2 separate regions of the Homo sapiens genome follow, and region 2 is linked to region 1. Evidence: chromatin loops called from intact Hi-C (ENCODE). Cell type or tissue: heart left ventricle. All regions are shown on one strand. Links, peaks and the distances in the headings refer to the core of each region. The heading gives the core; the rest is flanking DNA. Region 1 overlaps PLD1 (phospholipase D1). Region 2 overlaps FNDC3B (fibronectin type III domain containing 3B).

The links. Hi-C counts contacts between places; a loop is a spot of excess contacts. Peaks named below come from ENCODE experiments on the same cell type or tissue, not always from the same donor. Only the 100,000 strongest peaks of a DNase experiment are listed, where the experiment ranks them.
Region 2: it touches region 1 in a loop (2.8-fold over the local background); 3 of 110 quality-filtered maps call a loop at or near these places.

The regions. Positions count from the first base shown.
Region 1 is chr3:171,641,651-171,651,353 of GRCh38, reverse strand. It overlaps PLD1 (phospholipase D1), which reads left to right. Exons shown (of 27, transcript NM_002662.5): 22 at 6,331-6,444; 23 at 8,465-8,514. Among named protein-coding and RNA genes, the nearest start is that of PLD1, 160 kb to the left of the region's middle. In heart left ventricle, for the core only: a CTCF peak has its summit at 4,813; no DNase peak of the experiment used is centred there; H3K27ac peaks cover 5,833 bases.
Region 2 is chr3:172,139,773-172,149,475 of GRCh38, reverse strand. All of the region lies in intron 3 of FNDC3B (fibronectin type III domain containing 3B), which reads right to left. Among named protein-coding and RNA genes, the nearest start is that of FNDC3B, 110 kb to the right of the region's middle. RefSeq lists enhancers at 6,900-6,949, 8,138-8,961. In heart left ventricle, for the core only: no CTCF peak of the experiment used is centred there; no DNase peak of the experiment used is centred there; H3K27ac peaks cover 2,333 bases.

The DNA.
Region 1 (9,703 bases), core at 851-8,850:
CTTTACACACACACACACACACACACACACCCTAAGCCCTAACCACAATTCTTCCTATTTCTGACAGTATTCACTGCTGCAAAATCTACAACGAGACGATTTATAGCAGCTCTTGAAGTTTACAGTAATGAAATACAAACTATAAATCTCAAATTCTCAAAAAAATAAAGTGTCTTGTCACTAGCGAAGCATATCAAGCTTCCTCGGGGCCTTCTTGCCAGACCCTGAGACCCAGTTGTGAGCAGATCAAGCTTCTCCTAACTGTCCTTCATGCTGAGGAGGGACTGTGGGTGAAGGAGGAGGGGCTTATGCAGCAGAGAAAAACAAGAAAAGGAAAGTAGAGGTACATCACTGCTGTGACCCATCTACATGGTACATTCGTACTCTGCTTTTAAAGGTACAAACAGCTTTATAGCAATCACAAAAATTTTAAAATTAATTTTTTTTTTTTTGAGACGGATTCTCGCTCTGTCGCCCGGGCTGCTGGAGTGCAGTGCCGCGATTTTGGCTCACTGCCAAGCTCCGCCTCCCGGGTTCACGCCATTCTCCTGCCTCAGCCTCCCGAGTAGCTGGGACTACAGGCGCCCGCCACCACGCCTGGCTAATACACACACACTACTATTTTCTGTTGAATTGTAATTTATTTTCTTTTCCTAGAGTTCATCTGAATTTCTAGCTCAAGCGCATTTCCACACAATAGGAGGGGTTTTAGTTTTAGTTTTGGCACTTCCTGATAAATGTGGCCAAATTCAGTGATTTCTCATTATTTCCCTTCTATATTCAGCATCAGGGTTCTACTCCTGCCTCCTCTCCCTCCACATCCCGTCCTTGATCTTAATGCTATGGGGCCCTGGATCTTTGGAAAGGGGCTTCCAGACACTGATGTTGATCTCCCTCCGGCCTGTTCTGGCATCTGCTTAACGTAGCTTGGGGACGTCAGCCTTCACCTTTCAGGCCTGCCTCTCTACCACTTCTCCTCTGCTCCTGCCACATCGCATAGCTGCTGAACGACATGCTCCACATTTCTCTGGAGTTCACCTGAAAGCAAGGCACAGATCCTCCTGGCTCTCATATCCTCACATTGAAAAGAGAGTGGGGTCTATCCTGTTTTTCCCCGAACTCAGCTTGAGGCCAAAGGACTGATTCCTTGCCCTGAGTCTTGCTCTTATTTCTCTACACTCCTGCCTCAGCTTAGAGAATCTCTCCAGTTCCCCAAATCTAAAAGAAGTTGATGTTTTTGTGTCCTGCTTCCCTTGTGAGAGTGCCACCCCGGGAGCAATGCCTGCTTCGTTTCTCCGGTCACAGAGTGGGGGAAGTTAACACATTTAAAGGGAAAAATGATTTAATGTTTTATAGCATTGGCCTGCCACATTTTTATTCTCTTATAACATTGCATTGGGGCCATTTTAACACAGTACCAGAAGTATTGTGCTACTGAGCCTTCATAGCGGTCATTTTTAGTGGCTACAAGGTGATCATTCCATTGACTGGCTCAACATAATTTAACCATTCCTTTATTATTGGACATTTATTTCCAATTTTTAGCTATTATACGTAGCACTGCCATAAGAGTTAGTGAATTTTGAAGAAAAACTTTTAACAAGAAGCCTGAGAATGCTGTTTGGTAGAAATTGCTTTGAACTAATGTGGATGAAGTGATTGCTGGCATGATGGGTAGTTATCCGGGGCTTAGTGCCCACTAGCCCCAAAAGCAAGATTGCTTTTAAGATCATAAATATTTTATACACTAGGGGCTCAGATTCTTACCCTAAGCTGAATGCTATCATTTCCACAACCCCCATGTTGTGAGGATTCAGTATTTCCGAAGGACGTTGGATTCCTCAGCAGCTGGAACTCTTGTCCTCTGTGGATTGGATCAAGGAGGCAGATTGGACACAGTGTCCCATGGAATCTTCTGTGCTTTGGCTTACATTCAACCACAATTTTGCGTTTGAAATTCCAGAGCCCTTTTTTCTACAGCAGTGAAAATCTAAATAGTTTCCACTAGTTTGCTGAACGCAGTTTAAAATTTTCATCATTCAGGAAATTTATGAGCTACCATATTGTAAAATAGCAAAGGGCTTGTTATGGAGCTAAGAGAGTCCTAAAAACAAGAAAATGTGAATATTCTGATTCCTACAAACTAAAATTTGCAAGAATGTTTTATAATATTTTTATAGGACATTTCTCAATATCATACATATGAGATCTCCCTTGTAAAATCATTTTTGCTTAAAAAAAAAGATAAAATAGAACTGTCTCTTACAAACATCATCACAAACATTTGTGTCAAAGACCAGCAATACCACTTGTAAGATTTTTCCAACAAATGTGAAAAATTACTTTTGTTAGTCAGCGTAAATATCAAAATAGTTACTTTGAAATAGAAAAAAAATTAGAAGCAATTTAAATGCCTATCAGTAAAGAACTGGTTTAAATATTAAAGTATAGATGCATGGTAGAATATTACCTCCCTGTTCTTAAAAAGTAACTATGTTCTGGCCAGGTGCGGTGGCTCACGCCTGTAATACCAGCACTTTGGGAGGCCGAGGCGGGTGGATCACGAGGTCAGGATATCGAGACCATCCTGGCTAACACGGTGAAACCCCGTCTCTGCTAAAAATACAAAAAATTAGCCGGGCGTGGTGGCAGACGATTGTAGCGCCAGCTACTCGGGAAGCTGAGGCAGGAGAATGGCATGAACCTGGGAGGTGGAGCTTGCAGTGAGCCGAGATCGCACCACGGCACTCCAGCCTAGGCGACAGAGCGAGACTGGGTCTCAAAAAAAAAAAAAAAGTAACTATGTTCTTATGTGGAAGGATTTCCAAGATACCCTGTTAAATGATAAAAATCATGTTCAGAAAAGTGTTTATAGTATTCTAATATTTGTGTAGAAGGAAAAAATACATATATTCTTATAAATTCTTACACTATTTCTAAAAGAACATGGAGGAAACTGTTAACAGGAGTTGCCCTCAGGATGAAGGAGTGAGAGAGATTTTTTTTCACTGTATAATCATCTACCTCTTACATTTTGTACTATGAGCATATGTTACTCATTTGAAAGTAACCTGTTTGGTAGTTCCTCAAAATGCTAAACATAGAATGACCACATGACCCAGCAGTTCCATTCCTGAATATAAACCCCAAAGAACTGAAAACAGGGACTCACAGATACTGTATGCTAGTATTATAGCAGTATTATTCACAATAGCCAAAAGGTGGAAACAACATAAGTGTCCATTAACAGATGAATGTGATATGTACATACCATGGAATATTATTCAGTCTTAAAAAGGAGGGAATTCTGACGCATGCTACAACATGGGTGAACCTTGAAGATGTTATGCTAAGCGAAACAAGTCAGACATAAAGGACAAGTATTGTATGATTCTAATTATATGCAAAATCCAGAACCAGCAGATTCATAGAGACAAGCAGATTAGAGGTTTCCAAGGGGTGCAGGCAGGGAAAAACAGGGTAGTTATGACTGGATAGTCACCGAGTTTCTGTCTGGGATGTTGAAAAGGTTTGGGAATAGATCATTATGATAGTTGTACAACATTGTATATGTAATTGATGCCACTGAACTGTACACTTAAAAATGGGGGCTGGGCGCGGTGGCTCACTCCTGTAAGCCCAGCACTTTGGGAGGCCGAGGCGGATCACCTGAGGTCAGGAGTTCGAGACCAGCCTGACCAACATGGAGAAACCCCGTCTCTACTAAAAGTACAAAATTACCTGGGCGTGGTGGTGCACACCTGTAATCCCAGCTACTCAAGAGGCTGAGGCAGGAGAATTGCTTGAACCTGGGAGGCGGAGGTTGCAGTGAGCCGAGATCGCACCATTGCACTCCAGCCTGGGCAACAAGAGCGAAACTCTATCTCAAAATAAAAAAAAAAGGGTAAAATGGCAAATTTTATATTACATGTATTTTACCACAATAAAATGTAATTTAATTTAAAGACATAAAATATAATTTTATTTAAAGAAAAAAATGTATGTAATATATTATATACACTTTACAAACAAAATGTAATTTAATTTAAAGGAAAAAATTCCTGTTCAGCTTAACCTCTTCTCTACCAGAAACTTCCCCAGAAACATTTTTCCAACCTGATCCCATCCTCCTAAAGCAAATAATACCGAGTGCATAGCATGTGCAAGGGTCTTTGATTGGGTACTACCAAAACCAGAAAGATATGTGGGCAGGCATCCTGTGTTTCAAAGGAGCTTATCACATAGCCTAGAGAGCAGATGTGTGTATCACTATCGTGTAAAGCAGAAAGAGTGCAGAACAGACATCCTGGCCATGTGCTATGAGTGCCGAGGCAAGAATAAAACAACTCTGACTGGAAGAGCCAAGTGGCTTGGCAGAGGAAATAGCCAATAAGGTGACCTAGAAGAAGTGGGATTCACTGGAGGCCCAGAAGGCTGATGAGCCAAGCTTTATTAGTAGGAAGGTGTACCTCTGAACAAAGGGTGGTAGTCTCCTGTCACTGGGCTGTGGTGATGGGAGGATTATACTGTAAGGCAGTATAATCCTGAATTCTGAAAAGGCAGTTGAGGCCAAATGACATCCATTTTTAACTGTCCAGTTTAATTTTTTGACTTTTAAATGTTGGCTGTGGGGAAATAGCTTAATAGCTTAGGTTTTCTTTTCTTTTTTTTTTTTTTTGTCTGTTCTTTTTCGCTATCCTGCTCACCATTTAGGGATGTGAGCCTTTTATTCTTACCAAGCAGCAAACTTGAACAGTTTACATTTTTTAATGTCTTCTTTCCAACTCAAACTATGTTTGCCATCTAGTGAATAATCCATGCCATTACAACAACCTACTCAAGATCCTTGTTTCTTAGCATGGCAGCCAAACTCACAGGCCTCCAAATTTCATTGTTGGTAGTCATTTCTGCCCTGAACTTCTCTTTCCACTTGCCCTGACATCGACTTTAGAGACATCAGTAATAAAATCTGATCCCCCAAAGAGTACTGATAATATTCACATGAAAGAAAAATTTAGTTGTTTAGAAGAAAATGCACTTTAGAAATGAGAAGTTTAAGTAGGATCGGACTTGAAAATTAACCAATGACAACACCTTTGTGTGAATATAGTCCTCCCGGATATCCCAGCGAGATTCATTGATCACAGTGTATGTCACATTCCTTTCGAGGCTTTTTCTTCTCCCTGTATATCCTATAAATAGAGACAAGAACGTTAATAGCTTTTGATTCTGAATAAATGGTACCTATTTGGAGCATACTTCAAATTTCTGATTTTCTGAATGCCCGTCAAAGAGAGAAAGCTACACTTTCTTCTTCTATTGTTATATCATTGAGTAGAATTCATTTTCTTTCAAAGGTTGTCATTAATCACTTGAGAGAATGGGACATGAAATATTGTGTTGTATGTGCAGGGGACTTAAATATACATACTGGCCACTCAGAATTCTTTTTTTTTTTTTTTTTTTTTTTGAGATGGAGTCTCGCTCTGTCACCCAGGCTGGAGTGCAGTAGCGCGATCTCTGCTGACTGCAAGCTCCGCCACCCGGGTTCACGCCATTCTCCTGCCTCAGCCTCCCGAGTAGCTGGGACTACAGGCGCCCGCCACCACGCCCGGCTAATTTTTTGTATATTTAGTAGAGACGGGGTTTCACCGTGTTAGCCAGGATGGTCTCAATTTCTTGACCTCGTGGTCCACCTGCCACGGACTCCCAAAGTGCTGGGATTACAGACATGAGCCACCACGCCCGGCCGGCCACTCAGAATTCTTAAAGGGCCTAGGGTAACATTTTACAGCTGAAAACTCAGAGTTTCTAAGTAGATAATGATGACTTCTGTTTTGGAAAATGTAATGGGTCCAGTGTGTCTTTTTGCCCCTGCGATCTAGGCTATGAGAACTGATTTACTCAACAATTATTAACTGAATGTCTACTATTTCCACGGCTCTAGCTAGGTACTGTGTTAACTATTAAGTTCTTTTTCCAAAACTTTGTTATAGCCTCCCCTACCCGCCTCTTTCCATGGGATCCAAGCAAGGATTTCTTACACTGCATTTTGTCCTACAAGCGATTATGCTGTAGAGAGACAATGGGTACAATTTCTACTTTACTGCCAAGTTTAGCTTGTTATTCAGGCTATGAAGCGATAGCCTGGATGACAGCTTCTGTCTTCCAGTCCAACAGCACACCCTCCCAAGTCCTGAAATGTGACAGAACGTGTTGTAGGAAGCCATTCACTCAATCTCAAAAACCATGTGAACTGCTTGGCTGTCATCTAAAATTGATACTACCTTTTATTTTTTGGGTGAATTTCTCTGCATCTGACCTTTGCAGGGAAAACCAGAAATACCGGGTATATGTCGTGATACCACTTCTGCCAGGGTTCGAAGGAGACATTTCAACCGGCGGAGGAAATGCTCTACAGGCAATCATGCACTTCAACTACAGGTGCCAAAACTCTAAATGGTCTATTTTGAGCTTTCGGTCATGCATCATGTAAGCTGATGAAGGGAATGGCAGTGTTTCTCCACATCCATTCGGTGGAGTGGGGAACAAATGAACACTTTATTTTACTTTCAAATCTTGGCCCGTTTGCTAGTTGATAAAATTCAAATGGAGCCTACAATGATAAATGATTGGCCTAAGACACATGGCAAACATAAAAGAACTAAAATATTAGTCCTTCTTGTATAGTTACTGTCTATTTCTATATATGTATAATGTTGATTAAAACTTATCTTTAAGTGGGTAAATAGCTATTGAGCTTTACATGTACTTTGCAGTAAATAGAGAAAAAATTAAATGCCTGAAATGGTAAGATTTGCTTGTGTTTGGTTATGATTCTTTAGGTAGCAAGTCCTTCAACAAGGTTGATAATGATAGCCTCTGTTAGTAAATAAATTCCCGGAATTTTGTTTTCTCTACCACATCTTTGTTAAAATTTTAGGGAAAGTTTTGTGCTTGATATTTTTAAAAGCTGAGTTTTTATATTTATTTAAAAGGGCACACTTGGGTTCCTCTTGAGGCTTCAGATTTGGCCAGTGGAGCATTGTGAAAAGGGCTGGAAAGTGCTAGCTGGTGGGTTGGGGGAGCACAGGCTAGAAAGCCTGCATAGATGGGGATGGAAATGCACCTCTGACCTTCTCTCAGGGTCACTTAACCAAAATCTCTTATTTTTCTGAACCACCTGTAGTTTCTCACCTTTCTAATCAAACCCTTCTGAAAGGTGGGAGAGGACGAATGATACTTTACATAGAACCTTTGGTAAGTAAAGCAGATTAGGGGTCAGGGCCTTGGTCAAATCGGGGGTGGAGACTTAGATGCCCTCCTGCTTGGGCCCCCTCGCCAGATGCTCCTGCTGGAGGATCTGTGCACAGTTCGAGTGCACCATTGTAGTGGAAATTTTTTTTTAATCCTCTTTTTTCTTACTGATGTTTCAAGCTTGTATCTGTTTATCTGCCAGGATTTCAAGGAAAGATTTTTGTTTGTTTGTTTCCTCCAGGGTGCTTCTGCCTAGTTACAGTACAAGAGAGCTTTAACTGTGCTTTGGCCTATATACTTGGACTGAAGATTTGCACATTTCTAATATTATCTGATTTATAAAATGATAAAGCTTTTCAAGTATTTAAGGCTCTGACATAATGTTTAATTGAATTTTATCAATTTCATTCGCCATTCTAATATTATTTTTGTAATATTGTTAATTGTAATTGTTTTCTATGACTATTTTCTTGCCTTCGAACCAGCTGAATGAAATAACACATTTGGCTTTTGTTCAGAAACAAAAACTATAACCTTTTATTATGCAAAAACATCTCTATTTGCTGGCATCATCTTTAATAATAGCATTTCTCAGGCATAAGTATACTCTTTATTACTCTCATAGAGCAAGCAGATGAAGCATAGAATTTTTGGTTTTGTCAGATTTTATAATTCATCAGTGATTATCAGAGTCTTAAGAAACAAAATCATTAGCAGAGTCCTTTATTTGAGACTATATTTTTCGTTTTTAGTGGTTTTGCTGAATTTAAAGACAGTCCATTCTAATAGTTTAATTTGTAAATTATTCTGCTAAGTGCTTGCCCTTTTCACCTCTGAGAGCAATGTGATTCTCTAAGTATTCTTATCTACTGATGCATTCTAAATTTATCTTTGCTGTTACCCAGTTTTGTAAGAGGGAAAGTTCATTCATGACCCTTCTTTTTTTAATAGCCTCTCTTTCTGAAATCTAACACGAATTTTATAACTTTTCCATTTACCTACCTCAAAACAACTATCATGTCCCTATTAGTAGCATTACAAAAGTGATATTCATGTAACTGTTTTTAGCATTTAGATATATATGTAGCATCTTCTCATAGAAGCACTTGTTCTGTTTTTACTTGTGTTAGGATTAAACCTACAGATACTGCATGGGATTGGTTGTTTTGAAACCTCTGTAATTATTTTCTCCTTTACATATTTTCAGAACCATGTGCAGAGGAGAAAATTCCATCCTTGGACAGTTAAAAGCAGAGCGTAAGTAACTGCTTTTTTTCTCATATCATTGTTTTTTATTATGAAGGTGAGGTATCAGTAATCATTAATGTTTTCACAGTGTGATTATAGAACTCTGTTTATAAAAGGTACCCCACAAAATGTTCACCTGTAATAAAGTATTTATTCTCATTAAGTTGCCCAAACCATTATTCAAATGAAGACACCAAGACTAAATAGGTAATAAAAACCGAGCATCTTTGTAATTTCTATTTATTTTTATTTATATATAGTTGTTTTAATAATAACAATCATCTTTATGAGGTATTATAGTTGTTTGTTCTTCTTTATCTACTGGATACAATTTTTTATACTTTTCAAAGACACTTTCGCAGACGTCTTTTTTTTTTTTTTTTTTTTTTTTGAGACTGGGTTTCATTCTTGTTGCCCAGGCTGGAGTGCAATGGTGTGGTCCCAGCTCACTGCAACCTCCGCCTCCTGGGTTCAAGCAGTTCTTTTGCCTCAGCCTCCCGAGTAGCTGGGATTACAGGTGTGCGCCACCATGCCCAACTAATTTTTTTGTATTTTTAGTAGAGACGAGGTTTCACCGTGTTGGCCAGGCCTGTCTAGAACTCCTGACCTCAGGTGATCCACCCGCCACAGCCTCCCAAAGTGCTGGGATTACAAGTGTGAGCCACCATGTGCAGCCTCAGATGTGTTCTTAATTGATTCTTCTACCTAGTTCTTGGCTACAATATATTGTAACTAGGGGTTTACCTATCTATAGCTCCCTGAACTATGGGTTCAGCATATAGTGGGCACTCAATATTGCTCTATATCTCTGTGCTCTATATCTTTGCTCTATATCTTTGTGTATCATTACAAACTAAGCTGGAATCAGAACCCAAGTTGTATGACTTCTAGTTCAAGTTGGGTCCAGATTGTGAAAACGTGGACAGCCACACTAAGAAGGCTAGGTTTTATCCAGAAGGCAAGAAGAGGTTGGTGGAAACCCTCTGAGCCCCTGGAGCAAATTCATCAAACTGACGTTTATATGAAGATTCATTTACTGTTGGTAAACAGGGTAGAGATGGTGGCAAGCAAGAGACAAAGGTGCACTGGTAATGGAAAAGGAGGATCATGTGTGGGTAAGATTATGAGGGATGACTTGAGGGGATGTGGAAGCAGGAGAGGAAGGGAAGTGTCAGCTAATTCTGAGTTTCAATCCAAT
Region 2 (9,703 bases), core at 754-8,753, 500 kb before region 1:
GGGTGGTAAAAATAATTTTAGAAATTATCTGTTCTAATCCTCTTATTTTAAGGTGAGAAAACTGAACCCCTGATCAATGGAACCAGACTAAATGGTAAGGAATTGAAACCTGTATCTGGGGACCCTCTTCCTCTTCTCAGAGCCAGAAGGTTTCAAACCGTTAGGTGTCTTCATTTAAAGTGGAAGAGAAAATTTAAGAATCTAGTTAATTGATTTTTTACTGTATAAATTCAAGTCCAATGACTTTTCAAGTGAATTTCATAAAAACAAACAAAAACAGCTGCACATAACAAAGGGTCTGTGGAAGGTGCAGAGTTAGTAAGATTTGTATCAGTGAAGGGAAACAGGCTTGAAACAAATTTAAAGAGGCCAGACTGGTAAGGCTATTTCACCCTTCCTGTTGAGCCATTTCCTATGTCTCCTAAATACATTATCCAGAGCTACTTTTCAGCACTTTGTCTCAAATTCTAAAGAATCTCATTTTCTTCAAAGTCTGCTCTATGGTTAATTACTTGCCTTCTAACTACTCTGTCTATAGCCAAGAATAGGTAGAATGCACCTGTTGTTCTTGAGTTACATCTGAGATGGAGCCTGGCATTCTATTCGCTTCTGAGGAATGTTAATTGCTGATACCAGCATGACAGGTGCAATGAGGAGTAGAAAAATGATCAATGAACTCAACCACTGAACAGGAGCAGAACTCAGACACTATGAGAAAACTCCTCAGTGCTGTAACTGTAATTACTAATAATACTCAGTCTGGCAATCAATAATTTGACGCTTGAAATAGATTTTTTTAAACAGGGCCCGAAGTTCTAAATTGCTACAATAGTCTCTGTCCACGTGAGAAAAAAAAGAAATGTGTAATTCCATTTTCCATGTTACTATGGAGCCAATTCACTCACCTCAACTGTCTCTCATGGCTTCTCTCTTCTGTAGGCAATGTTCCTCAGTTCCAGATCATTACTGGTGTGGAGTCCTATCTATTTTGAATTCTGAGTCACTTCCTTTCTCACCAGTTTCATGCTTTAAAATTTTCCCATTTTTGTATAGTACTTTACAAAATGAAGCCAACTTCCATATTGGCCCACTATTTTTTTTACCCTCCACATTGGCTGCTTCTTTTACCGTGGCCCAGTTGACTGGGAAAAAGGGATGTACTTATTGCTTGAATAAGTACATCCCTTATTTAGATGTTTAGAATATTTTTCATATTTTTTATAAGTTTCCTAACTTGATGATCTCCAAATACTACATAATATTATTCATTAGACTTTAAAATAACCTAACGATATCTCTGGCAATCATATTTATTCTTATTATGGGGAAACTGAGGCACAGTGAAGAAAAACAAGTTCCTAATAAAATTAGGAACTTAATAAAATTAGCAACTGAATTAGGAGATGGAAACTGAAAGACTACAAACAAATCCTTTGAAAATTAGAGTCCCGGGTTCAAACCTCAATTCATTAAAACTGTAGAAAAGGGAGGAAAAATTTTTCAAAAAGAAAAAAATTCTATCTTTGAGCTTATAAATAATAATCTTTTAAGTCAATTTTTCTTATTTTTCTGCATCTAGATGGAATTTTTTTCCCTTTTGTCCATTGGGTGACCAGACTTAATTCTGAGAGCCTTCTTTTTAATTTAAGGGTACAACTTCTGTAAATACCCTTCTCTTACAAATGTCACCAACCCCGACGATCTCCACCTCCATGAGTCTCAGAACTCCTGAACCAAGAACATCAGTAACACCCTGAACATCTCAGAAATACAAATTTTCTGGCCCCACCCACCCCAGACCTGAATCAGAAACCCTGGGGGTAGAACCAGCAACTGTGTTTTAACAGGCCCTCCAGGTGATTCTGGTTTATGCTACATTTTGAGAACCGAGACTACCTGTTGATAATCTTTAGGGTCTGACATAGATGTCATATACTGAATTCATATACTATAGGGACCACCCACCCAAGTCAAGCAACAAAATGATTCCTAGGGACCTACACCATTCGAGCTAGATTAGGAAGGGAACAAAGAGGGAAGCAAAAGTCCCAGTCCAATCATTTCATAAAGGCATGCGAAAACAGGGCTCACAGCAGCTTATCAGCTTCTGAAAAGTGGCAAGTTGTAAGATGGTTATTTTCTCACCTCACTTTTTTTTTTTTTTTGTTTGGAGACAGGGTCTCACTCTGTCGCCAGGCTCGAGTACAATGTTGCAATCTCAGCTCACTGCAACCTCCATCTCCTGGGTTTAGGCAATTCTCCTGCCACAAGCCTCCCGAGTAGCTGGGATTACAGGCATGCACCACCACACCTGGCTAATTTTTGTATTTTCAGTAGAGACAGGGTTTTGCTATGTTGGCCTGGCTGGTCTCAAACTCCTGACCTCAAATGATTCCCCTGCCTTGGCCTCCCACGGTGCTGATTACAGGCGTGAGGCACCACGCCTGGCCTTCTCATCTCACTTTTTAAAGTCTGTCCACTCTGCATAATCATACCTGTTCCAATCAACTTTGAATTTCATTAAACATAGGTGAACTTTGAATTTCGTTAAACATACGTGAACTATTGTGTTTACATCTAAGTAAGTATAAAGTAAATCTGTACTCTGCCGAAAGCAGTAACTCATATTTCTGTCTGATGGTTCTTGTTTATTACTTAGAAGCTTATAACCAAAGCTAAAAAGCAATTTTAATAGGTTCAGTAAAGCCAACTACCACATAGATTTTACTTAATATGTATAAGAATACAAGATAAAAGATCTTTAGACACTTTACAAAACTGCCAAACTTGCTAAAGAAGATGAACCTGATAAACAGCCACAGGTACACAGCCTGTACACTGAAATGTACGTGGGAAAGCACAGTGCAAGAATTTCTTGAGCTGTCCTGAGGGTTACGTTAACCAGAGCTTCTCAACCTCACTACATATTCAAATGGCCCGGGAGCTTTTCAAAACCACTCATGCCCAGTCCCCAACCCTTACAATCTGACAATTCCCCTACAATCTGACAATTCCCCTGGGCTCAGACAATGTGACACTTCCCTACAACTAGCCTACATATCAACTTTTAAACTTTTTTTTTAAGTTCCCAGGTAATTCTGATGTGCAAAAGGATATAAGCCACTGTTAATACACACAGTTTTAAAATTCTGAGATGTTAGACATGTCCTTTTCCTTGGGCATATGATTCAAGAACTATGTCACTCAACAGGTGAGCGCTTGACTCACAGAATAAGAACTGTCGTGACTATTAACTAAGAATAAATTAACCAATTTAATCCTAGATCTTGATTTCTAACTCATGGGATGATAGTGCCATGCTTTTTTTTATATATTTTATTAATGTTTTTAAAAAACTATTTCCGCCAGGCACGGTGGCTCACGCCTGTAATCCCAGCACTCTGGGAGGCCGAGGCGGGCAAATCACCTGAGGATGGGAGCTCAAGATCAGCCTGACCAACATGGAGAAACCTCCTCTCTGCTAAAAGTACAAAACTAACGGGGCGTGGTGGCGCATGCCTGTAATCCCAGCTACTCAGGAGGCTGAGGCAGGAGAATCGCTTAAACCCGGGTGGCGGAGGTTGCAGTGAGCCGAGATCACACCATTGCACTCCAGCCTGGGCAACAAGAGTGAAACTCCATCTCAAAAAAAAAAAAAAAAAAAGAAAGAAACCTATTTCAAGTTTACACTCAAAGACAATTTATACTATCTGCAAAGATTACTCTTCCTCAACAGAACACAAGCTCAGTTCTAGCATTGCCTAAGTACAGATGCTCTTTAACCTGTGACCGAGTTACGTCCCAATGAAACAATCGTAAAGTTGAAAAATCTTAAACCATTATAAATCTGGACCATTTATACTTGCTTTATTCACAAGGTACCACAGTGCAGCAGGCAAAAACTGACATTGCTGGATCTAGCATAAGACATTCTGAAATGATGTTCAAAATCCAACCAAGGAGAACTGTTGAAGACTCAGCACTTCAAGAACAAACAGTTTGACATTTACATGAGATAAGTGTATGCGTATACCCACTTTAATGAGAACTGCAAAACGAAACAGGAAACACAATTCATCTGGTCATTTCTCTAACACAGAATAACATTTTCACTAGAAGACAGAGCAAGAAAAGGACTTATATTTTGATTTAAGTTTCCACTCTTTTTTTTACTCCCAAAGACTTCTCCCTTGATGCTACACCTCCCTCCTCTTCTTATCAATTTGGAACAGAAATAATAATCTGCTAATACATACCCGGGAGCTTTTTAAATAAAGTGAAGATGTGGACACTCCTATAGCTAGAAAGATAACAAAACAGGTGTTTAAAACTGGCTCCACAATGCAATATATAAAGCATCCAAAAAGGTATTATATTTAAATTATGGAATGCTTCGACCTTAATTCAGGCACAAAAAGACTTGAATACTTAGGGGGGAAATAATCTTTTCTCTTCAAATAGAAAAAAAAAAAAGTGGTAGGGGGAGGAGGGTCTATCCAACCACACAAGAAATGTGAAGCTAATTCAAAGAACTCAAAAGCAGGAATCATAAAGGAAACCCCCATTCTGTGGGCAATTCTGAGGCCAGTTTTCTCCGTATTTAGATTGGATCCAAAAAAGAAGTAGTAAAGCATATTCCCCATTAACTCAGCAGTCTTGCCTCACAAATAGTGTGCAAATTACCTTCCAAGACACTGAAAACCCTCTTCAGAGAGGAAATACCCAAGTTGAGGAAAAGGAAAAAAATACCCACTTAAAAAAAAAAAAAGTTTGCCTTTTAAACCCATATTTGTTACTCTTAATGTGTGTCCAATTAAGAGACAGAGAATACAAAATGTTTAGTGCTCTCAATTATGTTACAAGACAAATATTTTTCTAAGACACTGTAGTTCATCTACCTTAGGGAAACATTCATCCAGTGTGTTCTCACTGGTCACAAGTCATGACTATCTCCTAAATGTCTGTAATATCTGCTTCTCCTTCCACATCCCACCACGAATGCACTCCTTCAGGCTCGACGCCTGCCTGCCCTCTTCAATCACACCGCTGGTAGAGAAAAACCATTATGCCACCTTCATTTAACTCAGTAAATGATATGATTTGGATCTCTGTCCCCTCCAAATCTCACACTGAGATGTGACTCCCAACGTTGGAGGTGGGGCCTGCTGGGAGGTGACTGGATTGTGAGGATGGGTCCCTCAGGAATGGCCTAGCACCATCCCCATGGTGATGAGTGAGTTCTCATTCAGTGCACAGGAGATCTGGTTGTTTAAGAGTCTGGGACCTCTCCCTTCTCTCTCTTACTCCTCCTCTCGCCATGTGACACGCTGGCTCCCCTTCGTCTTCTGTCATAATTGTAAGTTCTTTGAGGCCCTCACGAGAAGCAGATCCCAGCACCAAGCTTCCTATATATCCTGCAGAACCATGACCCAATTAAACCTCTTTTCCTTATAAGCTACACAGTCTCAAGTATTTCTTTACATCAATGCAAACACTGACAAGCACGAATGAGCCTCATTTACTATTTATTTATTTATTTATTTATTTATTTATTTATTTATTTATTTTGAGATGGAGGCTCACTCTGTCACCAGACTGGAGTGCAGTGGCACGATCTCGGCTCACTGCAACCTTCACCTCCCAGGTTCAAGCGATTCTCCTCCCTCAGCCTCCAGAGTAGCTGGGACTACAGGTGTGTGCCACCACGCCCAGCTAATTTTTGTATTTTTAGTTGAGACAAGGTTTCACCATGTTGGCCAGGATGGTCTCAATCTCTTGACCTCATGATCCGCCCGCCTCGGCCTCCCAAAGTGCTGGGATTATAGGCATGAGCCACCGCCCCAACCCTCATTTACTAAAGCATAATTTGTTCCTGGGTCTGACACAGAGTTTACCGAGAATTTATTACTATACATAAACGCTATAATTTCCAACAGCAAGAAAACATAAAATATTAATAAAATTAACGAGTAACCTAAAATATTTGTTAATAACACAAAAATAAATACAAAGTTTGGGAAAAAGTTGATGTATCTTTAAGGATTAAATAGCCTAACATTTTCTAAGGTATTCCCATCCTATTCTCCCCCAAAATAAAGTTATTAAAAGCATGAATATAATGATTCCCTCATGCATTTTTACAGGTAAGAGAAGCTAATCCATATATTGGACTTTTTCAGAATTACTGTTTTTGGAAACACACTCATGCCTGTATTCATTATCTTAAATTGAGGAACTAAGAGTGAAAATAACTAAATTTAACTACCTTTTCAGAACAACAAAAATAAATAACTTCTCTAAATTACCTAAGAGAATTTTTCCATCATTTTATCTTCAGCAGTACTATCACTGTCTGAATGTTTGTGTCCCCTACCCCAGCGCAAATTCATACATTGAAATTCTAACCCCAAAGGTGATGGTATTAGAAGGGGTGGTACTAGAAGGGGTGACTGGATCATGAGGGACACTAATCCCCATTCATGAGGGATTAGTGTCCTTATAAAGGAGGCCCAAGAAGACCCCTAGGCCTTTCAGCCACGTGAGGACACAGAGAGAAACTGCCATCTATGAACCAGAAAGCAGGCCTTCCTCAAACACCAAAGAAGCTAGTATCTTGATCTTGGATTTCCCAGCCTCCAGAACTGTAGGAAATAGATTTCCGTTGTTAATAAGCCACCCGGTCTCTGGTATTTTTGTTATAGCAGCCCAGACAGACTAAGACAAGTATCAGGAAATGACTTTCCTTCAGTCTGAATGCCTCCTGCATGCAGGATAGGCTCTGGGATACAAAGATGACTAAGCTTTGACCCTTGCCCTTGAAGAACTTAATCCAGTCTTCCTTAAAGACACTTGTAACATGAACTTTTCTATTTCAGGTTGGAAGTGCAAGAACAAGAGTAAAAAATACAGAAAGAATAAAGCAGGAACTGAAAGACTACAAGCTGTGAAATAGCCTGTGGCCAACCACTGAGGTAATGCGACACTGCTCGCTTTTCTGAATTATCTGACATGCAAAGATCTGTGACATTTAAAGAACTCTAAGCAGTGGTACCTTCAGAGATGACATTTTAATCATTGTTTAACAAGCCTAAAGGGCAGAAGGGTTGAGGAGTTAAACTGCGATTGCATAACTTTTAAACATGTTATTTTGAAGTGTTAGAATTTAAACGTGAAGACATCTAAAAAATCCTAATAACTCCAGTTCGCATAGGCTTTCTGAAATGCTTTAAAAATGATTAGCTAACAAAAAATGAAGGGGGGGTCAATGCCCACCCATAATAAAGAGCGAAAGCTTAGTAATCACTCCTATTTATTGGGCCCCTACTATGACTCAGAAATTGTTCTTAGTGCTCTGTACACAATAACTCATTTAATCACAGCAATCCTTCCAGAGAGAAATTACTATTCCAGCTCTACAGATAAGGAAACTGAGGTGTAGAGAAGTTAAGGAACTAATTTTACAATATACATCTAATGTGCAGGGGATTTTTGAGCCAGGCAATCTCACTCCAAAATCTATAATGATCTTCCCAATATATAGCCCTGACTGCTTCTTGGTACTGCCTAAGAAACAGAATGCACTAAATAAAAATTTTAACAAGTATGGAAACAAGTTTTTTTTTTTTGAGACGCAGTCTCACTCTGTCTCCCAGGCTGGAGTGCAATGGCACGATCTCAGCTCACTGCAACCTCCATCTCCCAGGTTCAAGTGATCCTCCTGTCTCAAGCCTCCTGAGTAGCTGGGATTACAGGTGCCAACCACCAAGCCCAGCTAATTTTTGTATTTTGGTATTTAGGGGGAAATAGAGATGGGGTTTCACCATGTTGGCCAGGCTGGACTTAAACTCCTGACCTCAGGTGATCTGCCCCACCTTGGCCTCCCAAAGTGTCGGGATTACAGGCGTGAGCCACTATGCCCAGCCAGAAGTATGGAATTCAATGAAAATGTAAAAGGAGGCACATTAGAAAAACTGCTTTGTTGGATAAAATAAGAGGATACAGCCTTCTCTGAATATAGCTGCTCAGGCGTGGTGCAAGAGTGAACGGCTGTTATTCAAAAGAAAACCAACAACTAAAAATCTACAACAAAATTTACTTTAAATTCATGGAACACTGGACCCATTGTTTTAGCTATAACCCCATATCTGAACAGTATACACATTCTTATAAACCTTCATCTAAAATGTTTGAACTGGTGCCATCACCAGCAACCCTATGAAAGCAAGTCTATCATAAATAAGCAATGAAAGGGAGACTAGAATTTCAACTGATTTCTACAAGTAGGAAAATGAAGTCATTGCCCACAATCATGCCATCTATTTAGGGGGGGGAAAAATCAGTAAAGCTGTGTATACAACTAGATAATGATGATAAGAATAATGACACTTACAATGGATTATCCTCACAATCCTATCAGATAGGTACTATCATTGTTCCCATTTTAAGAGAGGAAATTGGGGCTAACAGGTTAAGCATTAGCTACGAAATGACCAGGGATTCACACTACAGAGCTGTACTCTGAGAACTCAACACCAATTCATCTTAAGTCTGATGACACAACATTGGGTGACAGTTTTATCTAAGGGTTTAACATTCCGTTCTTATGTAAATATAAGAATAAACATAAAAATCAAGATAACTGAGACAGGAAGAAGGAGAAAGGCAGGAAGCAGCATATACCCTGAGTACCTCCCTTGAGAGGGACTTAAAACCTCCTAGGAAAGCAACATAGTTTGGTATTGACGTAACCCAGCCTCATGACATTACACAATCCCAGCAAGATGACAGTTGCACGTACAATCACAGCCTTTGCTCTCATTCCTTCCATAACCTGGACTTTCTGCTCTGGGCCCGTCAGTATTTTCCGGCCCTGGTGGAAACCACCTGCTGGTAAACTTCCAGTTACTCAGCAGCAAGCTGCTGTCTGTAAAAGGGTTTCTCAGGTCAGCGTATGGAATGTCTACTTGTAACAAATAGCTGTGCATCAGTCCATGTTGAGAGGAATTGCTAACTGTCATGTGCAAAATAGAGCCCCCAAACATTTCAGAGATCAAGAGTACTCCACAAAGCTGAAAGTAATTTTTCTTCAATCTTTCTCCAAATTTCATGTAAATCCAATCATGGAAAATGGAAAAATCGTCTAATGAAGCAAATATATATACACACACGTAAATATATATTTGTAGTACAGACACACACAGGTAAAAGACTGATTGGTCTTGAAGCTAACATTTAAGTATCATAAGGTAAGCTGGAGAGTTGGTAGAGTAATTCAGATTTTCCTAGAAATTCAGACTATCTTGGCTTAGAGCCTCCTGGGAGGATTAACTCTCACCATATACAGCTTTGGATCAATCAGAAAGAAAGATGGCCATGACACTAGGGCTAGCCTTGGCAAATGACTTGCTATTTTCAATTCTAGAAGATTTTCCAAGTGAGGCCTAAGTGTTCACAATAACATTTCAGCTTGTTAGCAATCCCTCACAAATCCACCAAATACTAAAGAAATGGGTTTCGGACAGGCACACTGGCTCATGCCTGTAATCCCAGCAATTTGGGAGGCCAAGGTGGGAAGATCACTTGAGCTCAGGAGGTCAAGGCTGCAACGAGCTATGATCTGATCGTGCCACTACACTTCAGCCTGGGTGACAGAGCAAGTCTGTCTCAGAGCCAGGTCTTTGTTTTTGAGACAGGATACCCTGTC